2 separate regions of the Homo sapiens genome follow, and region 2 is linked to region 1. The links are chromatin contacts, found by Hi-C or POLR2A ChIA-PET in ENCODE. All regions are on one chromosome and are shown on one strand. Each heading gives the region's core, a stretch centred on a gene start or an enhancer-like site at or near the end of the contact. The rest is flanking DNA. Distances are from core to core; before and after follow the strand shown. Region 1 has its middle 390 kb from the start of FIGN. Region 2 has its middle 230 kb from the start of GRB14.

Region 1 (5,481 bases), core at 1,615-4,114:
ATTATTATAAAAATTATGAATTCAATCAGAATTATCTCATTGTTAATATATTGTAACATATTAATATTGTATTAACATATCTGCATTTATTAACATATTATGGTTTTTAATATGATAAAACATAGTAAACATTTCTAAAATTTTTCACCTATATCCATCGCAAAACTTAAATTTCATTACTTTTCAGTATGTTACAAAATACAACTTAACATTGTGGAATAGCCTGAATTTCTTACGGCAAAATTTTCTTTGGGTCACTGAATTTAATTAAAAGAAGGTAACAAGCTTGCACCTAAATACACAGAGCATGTTTAAGACTGTCTTCATAATGCTTAAACACCTTCTTAAGAATGAACAAAATATGCAACACCTTATTTGTGTACATGATCTTTCTAAAAATCTCTTTTCACACACTGAATCAACTGATTATTTAGCTTTGTCATAGTAATGATATTTTATTTTTTGATATATATATAAAACCCAAGATAAAAATAAAAATACTGTATATGTATATATATACATAAAGAACCTCTAAATAATACTTCTCAAGAGTAAAGACATCTGGGTATGCATAATTTTGAAGTTTAGTCGGGTAGTCCACAATATGCATTGTTCAAGTCTTTACAGTAAATCATATGTTAACACCAAAGTAAAATTTCATTGTAAAAGCAAGACTAAGAAAATAAAAGTTTAGCAACAGTTATAAAGTTCCAAATAATTTTAATGTAACTTTTAAGTTTGAAGGGGAGCGTAACTATTTACTGATGGAACATTCCAAACTGCATCGCCCCAGGGCTGAGAGGCAGCGCCATTACCTATTGTAGTTTTCTTCCGTCTGTCTCTCACTGTCTAGATTTTGATTTCAGATTTGTCACTTTCTCTTCCAGAGCAGTACACTTTTTTGACAGTAGAGGGCACTTTGAATTTAGAGAAAGCTCGAGAAATCTCTTCCTGAATCTTCATTCAGAGAGCTTTTGTTTGACTATAAAGAAATAAAATACAATTTTAGTCTACATTTTAAATGATGCATATTTTTAAACTATGTGATGCAAAAGTTTGTTTCTTTTATATGAATCAGTTTTTCATTTTGTTATTTTATAAAAATACTGTAATATGAATTTCATGCAATATTGCTGTATCTAGAAAAGATTAATGATTTAATAATATAACAAATTATGATCAACTCATGAGTCAATAAATCTTTGATTTTTCTCTAATGAAAAGAGACAATAAGGGATAAAACCCTATGTATACATTAAGTGAAACCTCAAAAAAACCACCAAAATCCTAAAATCAAAGAATAAAAATATAAAATATCTAAATGAAATCAGACACAAAAATTATATTAACCCAACTCACCACAGATATATAAATGCTTTCTTCTTCTTCTTTTATTGAAAAAATATTCTTAATGAAATATAAATTTGTATTTAATCTTATATATCATTTTATAAAAATTCCTTAATAGTACATTGGAAAAAACATTACAATGATCTATCTGACAATCAATTCACTTGTCTTTAAGAAATTTTTTTCAAATTTTTATAAAATGCTTCAAAGTGTTGCTGAAATTTATGTAAAATAATTTATCTAAATGTAGTATAATTGTTTTTCTAATATAAATTAATAACTTGATCACATTTATTAATGTGACTATACAATCTTACTTGTAAATATTCCACTCCATTTCAAATAATCAAAATATAAAATTAATGCATTTTGAAATTTCAAAATAAACTGTTACTTCTTTAATATTCTTTTGTTACCACATCAAATAATTACCTCTTCAAATTTAAGGCACTAAGTTCTTTAACATTAAAAAAAAAAAGTGTTTCCCCATTTAATTGAAACCAGTTACCCTAAGTGTACAAACTGAAAATTTGAAGTTTAACTTATTTGTTTGGTCCAACCAAAAATGCATCTACATAAGGATCATTGTGAGTCTAGTAGTTTCTGGCCTATGGAGAAACCCCCAGTTTTGCCTTTAAAGAGTTTATACTTAAAAACAGAAGAGGAAAAACATAAATCAATTTAATTTTCCAGCAAGTGAATAATGTGCCTAAAATCCTCGTGAAAAGCCCAAGTACATAAAGAAATACATAATTTAATGGGAGAGCTAAAGTTAACGTATATGAAATATTATAAGCTTTTGGATAGAATTTAGCAATCATTATAAGATAACCTTACTGAAGGTAAACAAGATGGCTCTAAATGCCAAAAAAAAGTACAATCAGTTTTGCCTAAGTATTTAATAGAAAGAAATCTACACTTTTAAGAAAGGTTTGTTGATATTTGCTTATCTAAATAAGGAAAATAAAGTTGAATGCTTCCACTCACCCTAACTTTCAAAAATATGAGAAAAAATAATATAAAGATGTATGTCTCACATATGACCTTGCCCTGTGTAATTTTCATAAGTGAAAAGCAAATAAACAGCAATTGTCACTATTCTAAACACACAGCTGCGTTCCATAATATTTATCCTTACTCCTTCCCTCATTTATTATTGCCGGTAAATTATGTATTTGTCACTAACACTAGCTGAATAGATTTGAAACAGTAAGTGTAACAGGCTCAAATGGACAGTGCCTATTATCTTTTCCCTTTTCTCTCCTGCCCTTTTATGGCCTATAACTTCATTCAATCTGTAGCTACATTTATGTTCCTTTTACAACAAAAAGGGTCATAATGCTGTCTCTGATAATACTGAAATTGCCTAATTTGTTCGTCTTCTTTCAACGCCTTGGAAATGGTCACCCTCTCCAGTTATGCCTGGGTTTGTCCCCATCAACTTTGAAAATTAAGGTCCTGTTTAGTCACTGGCAATCGCACCACCAAAACGCCTTCGGGCATTTTGTTCAGCCAACAGGGTGATAGAGGCCGAAGAGGCCCAGGTCTGGCTGGCTCAGGAAACGCACTCCTGAAGCCGCAGGCCCACCTACTACTACTAGAACAACCCCGGGTGTCATTCGCGTGCCTCTCGGTGCGGTGGGGGCGGACAGTTGCGCCAATCCCCGAAGCAAGGGAGGGAGCAGCGGGTCAGCTGACGCTGAGAAGGCGCGAGTGAAGGAATGAGAAGAATTTGCTTGCTCAGAAGATGGGAGCGATAGGGACTCCCTACTCTGACTCCTGGCGCGGACAGGCGTAGGGAAGAAGTCGAGCCTCCCCACAGCTGTTGCCACTCGGGCTGTCGCCGCGGCGGCCGCTGTTGGCTGCCGCGCCGCTGGGACTGAGATGACTGTGGCTGGGCCGGCCACGGCAGCTGCTTCTGCCTTGACTGCTGCCCCTGACCCTTCTGCTGTTTCTTCCTTGATTTTAGCATCAGCTTTTTCTTCTTCTTCTTTTTTCCCCACCCCGGCAGCACCTCTTGTAAAAAGCAGAAATAGCCTCTACATTTGCCAGAGAGCGTGGGTGCAGGGAGGGGAGGCTAAGGTGGAGTCGTTAGGGTCTCTAACGAGGCTTGGTTCCTGGGGCCCCTCCTGTCTTTTCTCCCGCTCCCGTTAGCATTTTCCTTCCTGCGGTAGCAATGCTTTGTCAGCCTCGTGCTGGGTAGAACTCCCGCGTAGTCTCCTCCTCCTTTCCCACTTGCAAGGAGGCTTCACCCCCTCATCCCCTCCAACGAGGAGAACAGTATCAAAGGTATAAAAGGGAAATAAATGCTCCAAGATAACTGTATATTTTGCCACACAAATTTGAACTGGGTTTCGCGTAATAGAAAACAGATCTTTTCAAGTCCTGGGACAATAAAATAAAATTCAAACGGATGGATATGGCGGGTTGGAGAACAATCAACAGCTAATTTGGAAGAGCACTTCTTGAGGATTTTCCTGACCTGCCCTTGCATGTGACTTCCCTTTTCTAAGATCCTCTTCCCCTTTCAAGGCTAAAAGCTGGGTATGATTCAGCTCATAAAAATATGTCACAGCAATTGGAATTTACCCTTTGACCTTCTACTCCCTCACTGCCACCTCCTCTACACACACGCACACACACAGTCTGCAGTTCACTAACTAGCTCTATTTTCACTAAACAGATGGCCGCGTTGCTGATGAAAACTGCCTTTTTGTACAAGATAAAACTTCTAAAAATCTTTATGATAGGACCTATTTACAAAAAGAGCCGAAAGCCACATTTTTGGTGATGCATATGTGAATTCTGAGATAGTTTGATAAATAAACAAAGCGATAAATATATTTTATTTACATAGGCACAAAAAGAAAACTATCAGTAAATAGTCATCTTCCTTTAACACCATTCTTCTTTCTGAAATTTGTTTTTGTGGACCAGTTATGAATGATCATATTCAGTATTTAACATTAAGGAGCATATTATTTCAGGGATCCCAGTGGCTAGATTTAAAACATGCAAGAAAGGGGCAGAAAGCTGAGCCTAAAATGTATGAGGAGTGTTTTCTAGTTTTTCTAAAAGCCTGTTCACCTTTCCAAATAATTTTTCCTTGCCTTTGTGCGGTGAAAGCCCCATTACCAGCTATGAAAAAAATAGTGCTAAGTGTTTTGTACAATTTCTTGTGAGTGCGAAGCTCAAAAAGCCGAGAAAATGGGCAAAACACTGAATCAGGCCACAAGGGCCAGTTCAAATGCACAGAGAGACATTTTTACTGCATTATTTGAACTATTACTAAATAAAATGCTTTCTTCCTTGGAGCTTAGCTAAGTACTAATTTTCCAAAACATGAATACGACTTCTGGTGAAAAGTTACAAATAATTTAAATGCCTGACTACAATATTGTGCCCTCTCGAATTAACAGTGTTCCCTTGGCCCTTCCCTACATACTGAAAATAGTGCAGGCCCTCAAATCACATTTGAAAAACTTAAAATGTCCAGGAAGTTTTTGAATCCAGAAGTTTGAGAACATCATGGACAAATTTAAACACAGTTTTCTCCATGAATATGGTGACTAGAAATGATGAATTGAAACCGTTTCTGGCAATTCATTACCAGATGCCTAAGAAATGACTAACTGTCACATTAAAAAAGAAATTGACAGCCAGGAATTAAGTCATTTTTAACACTAATATGATTGTGATTTTTTAAGACAATTATTTCTCCCCTCTATGTTTGAACGTGCTGATAATACTGACATAGTCAAATTCAGAGCAAAGAACATATAATAAAAATAACAATATATAAAGCATAAGAGAAGGTGTTTTCTGAGCTCGTACCATTTTCTCCATATCTAGAGAAAAAACAAGTTTCCTTCAGCAATTAACATTTGCTAATAATATTTTTATTTGGCAAAGCATAGAAGGTGACCATTTAACAATATCCATTCAGTCTTTAGGTAACAACAGTTTCTCTCTGTTGTTTCTTTACAATGATCAAATTTCTTTGAGTTTCTTCTTTTTTATACTTTCACTTTTGTTTAAAATTAATGGAGCTAAAAACTTACAGATAAATTCTGCAAATATACCTAGATACTCTTTATCATTGTAAATAGCTTAGTGGTGATCTGCCATTTT
Region 2 (5,238 bases), core at 755-3,254, 1.0 Mb after region 1:
CAGATGAACCAGAACAGCCCGCGGCTCCCGCTTTGTAGCTGTAAAAGGTGCACTCAGCACATTGAAACCTGGAAACCTCGAGACTTGGTTTTCCTGGTAGCAACACCATGCCACTTCTTTAACTTGTACTCATAAAGTTCCTCGGACACTGTCCACCACAAATAAAAGCCACTCCAAGCTGAGGGTCACGCCCACGCTAGCATGACACAAATAGCTGAATATGTCTCATGTGGGACCTACTGCATCAAATAACACTGGTGGGACTGAGAATGTTGAATTCTCTCCTCTCTCCGAATAGGCTGTATGTCCAAGTCATTTCTGAGCCCTGTCATGGAAACTCAGTGGAAGAATGACTGTAATATTCTTAGAAAGAATAGCCCTGTTCTAAAATGTAGGAATTAGTATTCTATGACCAAAAAAAAGTGATTCCATAGTCAATACATTTGGAGAGTTCTTTGCCACATCCTGAAGATATGCAGTAATAAAGTATTGGAATGTATTTTTTATGAAATGCCATTTCATGTACTATTCCATGAAACATAGTTTGGAAATCACTACTTTAGTCATCTGAAATGACAGGTCTGATAGGTCTCAGGAAATTCTTGTGCCCCTCTTCTTTTTAATCTAAATTTTCCTTATTTTATCTTCATTATCTAACAGAAATACTAAGTCCAAACTCAGGTTATTCCAAATAAAATTGAGAAGCAATATGTTACAAGATAGTTATAGAGGTTCTACATAGGGCTGCCCTTAATTACTCTAGAAACCAAATAATTTAAAGATCTCTTAGAACTTGAAAAAAAAACTAAATCCTTATGCTAGAGAGCAAAGCTAATTCACCTTCACTAACTATTATTTTTATTTTGAGAATTATAGAATTTTTGGATGGTGATAAACATTTTTAAATTTTACTGCAGTTTCAAGACCAGCCTGGGCAACACAACCAGACCCCATTTCTAAAAATAAAAAAAAGCTAGCTGGGCAAAGTGGCATACACCTGTAGTCCCAGCTACTTGGGAGGCTAAGGCATGAGAATTGCTTAAGCCTAGGAGTTGGAGGATACATTGAGCCATAATCGTACCACTGTACTCCAACCTGGGCAATAGAGTGAAGCCCGACTCTAAACAAGAAAAATGAAAATTTTATCACTGTTGTAAAGGGGCCATGTGTAGTTAACACTATTGCAGTATTAACTACTACGCAAATTTATACCCCCAAATTCTGCCCCACCTTCACCAACATCAGTACCTCTGTTTGGAATGTCTGAAGCAAAACAAGCACTGCATTCAGCAAACTGCTCTTGCCATATAAGGATAATACTTTCCTACCCACTAATTCATTCAATTTCTTCTATTGTGGTTACTTTGCAGTGCATTGATCTCTAGATACCTGGATTTAAAACTTTCTTTGTGCCTTTTAGCAGCAATTGATGAATTTAAAATGCCATGAGAGTTTAGTTTCTATACTGAAACTAAAGAAATTCTTCACTCTTTTCCTCTCTTATTGCACTTTTTTTAATCTTCCTTTTGTCCTCTATCTCCTGCTTATCCCTCTCACCTTCTCTCCACCAGCCTCACTCTCTTGATCCATCAGACACAGCCCAGCCATCTGATAGCTATACCTTAAAGTAATTTTGGACAGAAGCAAAAGGCCCTGGAATCCTTAGTAATCCGCTTCAGATCCAGCTACTGAGCACTAGTTAGGCTCCTGAACAGCCAACCATCTTTTCGGGCAACTACCTTGGAAGTTGAAAACCTGTTAGAGCATCTGTGGAATAACATGAGCCCTGAAACAAAGTCATACAAATAAAAGAAAATGTGCTTTAGGTGTTACTTTAAGGCACCACTGAAACAATTGAAAGGAAGACAGGCTCTAGGTGATCTCTATTGATGGACCTCAAAGTGGCTTAGAAGCAGTCTGGTCATTTTGCCTGCATTTCCGGTGTCATTAGGCCTCTGCCCTGAAAACCAAGGAGCTTATTTAACTGCACAGAGCTTCCTGTCTGAGAATGAATAGCAAACCTGAGAGAATGCATATTTGAGAGTGACTCATGGGGCAAGCAACACATGCACAGAGCATTCCAGCCCAGCAACGCCTTCTACTTTGTTTAAGGGGAAGTTAGCTGTGCAGACATGCTTGCTATAGCTGCTTCCATCCTGCTTTCTGCCCCCAACTTCCACAAAAGCCCTCTCTGCACTCCTCCCTGGAAAAAAGAATGCTATGCTCTTACCTCTGCCCACCCACCTTTGACTCACTGTTCCCTGATTAGCTTTCCCTCACTAATTCGTCTACTTCTTTACTCTCTCCCCTACACCTGCTTCCTGACTATATTGCATCAAGCCAAAATATTTGACAAGGATCTGCAAATATGCAAAATTAATAATTCTGCTAAGCCCAGTTTAGAATTACATCTCTGTCGTTGAGATCATGTCAGAAATTATTCCAATGTTTCAACAATTTCATTTTTGCCCAGTGCAAGGAATATTTTTAAGCAGATAATTTTGTTTCTGCACCAGACTGCCAATATTAACAACTTCAAATGCACAAAATGTAATGCATTCCCAGGAAATCATGTAACATCATCCATTGCCTCTTCTTAACATAAGCCTCTCTTTTGTATCTCATCTCCTTTCTATTCATCACTTTACACTCCTCCATGACTCCCTTGCATCGCCATTTAGTTTCCAAGCCCCTCCCTCCCTCCCTCTCCTCTCCTCTCCTCTCCTCTCCCTTTCTAGTCTTCCCCAACTGAAAGAAATACCTCATCTGGCCATTTCTGGTCACCTTGCTACAACCTAACAAGGCAAGCCATCTTTCCTTTCCCATTTCCACCCTATTCTTCACCCCAGCTCATCCTCTGGTCCCAGGACAACTAAGCTGTGCAAGATTGGGACAAGGATCAGGAGCAGGAAATTTAACAATGGCAGAGCTGTGACAAGTTAATTCAACTCCTGCTGTTAAATTAACCAGCGTTCCAGCCGAGTTAACGCGTCACCCAGTTTCAAAAGGTTAAGCTCCAAGCTTAATCTTATTCATCATTATGAACTCTTCAAATTGGCTGAAATATTTAAAATTCAGTGAAATGAAAGGACCGCAGGAAACATTTAAGAGCCAACTACCCGGTCTTCAAAAAATGGAGAAATAATCTACAAAGATTAGGAAAAGAAGGCTTCAGAATGGGTGAATGGAGACACTTGAGAACCAGGTTAGAGTGAATAATAAAAGGACATTGAGGACAAGGGCATCTTATCTTCCCACTATCATGAAGAGATTCAGGCGTTAGGAAGAAATTTAATGGAGCACCCTGAAAATGCTTGTCCTATCTCATCATAAGCAACAGACCAAAACTGAATGCTAATGAAAAGGGCATGTACAATAATACCCACTGAGCTCTCTGTTTCTCTTTGGATTTCGGACACAGATGGGAGGTGGGTCACAGTGTACCCCTCCACTTATCACTGACTGGGAGGGAGATCTCAGCCCCCTGTGTGCTCTCTACTCAGGCTTCTGTGACAGTGTAGAGGCCATGTGAATTTTCAGAGAAGGAGCTGTGCAGTGGAAAATAACACTAGGAGCACTGAGCCTAGCATTTCTTATTTAGCACAATGTTTAGTACACAATAGGGCTTAATAAACGTTAGTTCTATTATTATTATTACTTTTACTATACACCTTTGATCTCAAACGTCTGCAAACTTTTGAACAGAATAACAACTGAGATAGAGGGAACTGATATTCCACATGCATCCCTTCCCCTTCCTCAATCTCTCGCCCCACATGGAAGCATATGGAGCTGTCTGAAATGTTCTTTCAGGTACGCATGAGCTCAAGCTACCAACTCTGCTACCCAGTACTTTTCACACAAATAGCTGCATTCTTCCCAAACTAGTCCTCATGTCTACATTTCTTTTTTACTCCTGCTTGCCACTTCATACGTGTTCTTACAATTTCCTTCATGCTTTGCCTCTTCTCAGAAGGTTTTTGTATTTGGAACATCTGTAATTACACCTCAGCTTCTTGAAAGAGGTATTTTTAAAAATTATAATTACATTGCTTTGTTGATTGTATATTTGGTCTGTTTTTTGCATATTTTATTAGATTATAGGTATCTACAGGGCATAGATCAAGCCTACTTTTAATATACACTCTGTATGCCTAGAACAATCATGTGCACCTCTTGAGTTCCTTATGTCGGTGAGCATCTATATAACCTCCATCTTAATTTTGTACATATTTACTTCTTTTCTCTCTCTTTTGTATACAGACACGCACATGCACATGCGCGAGATAGTCCTTTTCAGTTCATATGCTACCTTTAATTGTTCTGTTCTAATTACATTGGCAAAAATCCCCAATCCCCTGTTAAAGACTAGTGAAGATGGGAAGCATCTTGCCTTGACTTTGGCAGGTATACTTCTACTATCTCCCCACTAAGTAAGATGCTGAGTGTAACTGATTGCATTTTCCAGTAATTCTTATAGCACTATCTCCCATCCCAAATTTAGCTATGCAGTATGACCTTGTTACTCTCCCATCAAGGGATGGAGGCTAATTCCCTTCTCCCTGAATCTGGATCAGCCTAAGCAACTCAATTAAAACCAACAGGACACGACAAAAGTGAAGTTATGTGTGACTTTCGAGGCTATGTCAAAGGAAGCCTTCTGTCTGTTGAAAAGTTAGCTCTCCAGATATTCCTTCTCAGCATGCACCCTGTCACCACTCAGTCACCATGCTCTGAGAGGCCCAAACCAAACAGAGGCCACACATAGGTGTTCTGATCTGCGGTCCCAAGTGAGCTCAGTCTATAGGTCATCTCAGTCCAAATGCCAACCATGTAATGGAGGAAGCCCAAGAAAATTCCAGTGCCCAGCCTTTGAGTCATCCACAGCCATTTAGTCCCCAGATGAGACCCAGACATCAAGCTGCTGAGACAAGCCATCACCCTGACCCTGGTCAGAATCCTGGTCCACTCTCTTGGCTCTTTTGAAGAGGGTCAAAACAGAGGATGAAAAAGAGAAAGTCTCAAAGGAGAAGAAAGTCTCAAAGCCACAGAAGAGGAGAAAAGGAAAGAGGAGAAGCAAGAAGCCAAAGGGATCAAGGAGAAGATCAAGTTGGCCTGAGCAGACCTCTCCTGATTCATGGCTTCTTGCCAAGTCTCCCACCTTTTTCCCCTAACCCTTCAGATTTTATATTTTCTATTTATCTATTTTATATTTATATAAAAATTTATCAAATATAA

What was found. Hi-C counts contacts between places; a loop is a spot of excess contacts on that map. ChIA-PET counts read pairs that join two places held with the same protein, here RNA polymerase II (POLR2A).
Region 2: a map of PC-9 shows a loop between it and region 1 (5-fold over the local background). The contact joins two enhancer-like sites. A Hi-C loop is called at or near these places in 1 of 168 maps with a recorded cell type or tissue (PC-9). POLR2A ChIA-PET finds 5 or more read pairs at or near these places in 1 of 52 experiments (PC-9).

The regions. Positions count from the first base shown.
Region 1 is chr2:163,345,272-163,350,752 of GRCh38, forward strand. No RefSeq gene overlaps it. Among named protein-coding and RNA genes, the nearest start is that of FIGN, 390 kb to the right of the region's middle. RefSeq lists enhancers at 2,708-3,307, 3,800-3,969. Within about 2 kb of position 2,865, at least 33 of the 41 ENCODE cell types and tissues checked have a DNase peak (open chromatin) inside an H3K27ac peak, as active enhancers do; they include PC-9, where a contact is called at or near this core.
Region 2 is chr2:164,386,652-164,391,889 of GRCh38, forward strand. No RefSeq gene overlaps it. Among named protein-coding and RNA genes, the nearest start is that of GRB14, 230 kb to the right of the region's middle. Within about 2 kb of position 2,005, at least 2 of the 41 ENCODE cell types and tissues checked have a DNase peak (open chromatin) inside an H3K27ac peak, as active enhancers do; they include PC-9, where a contact is called at or near this core.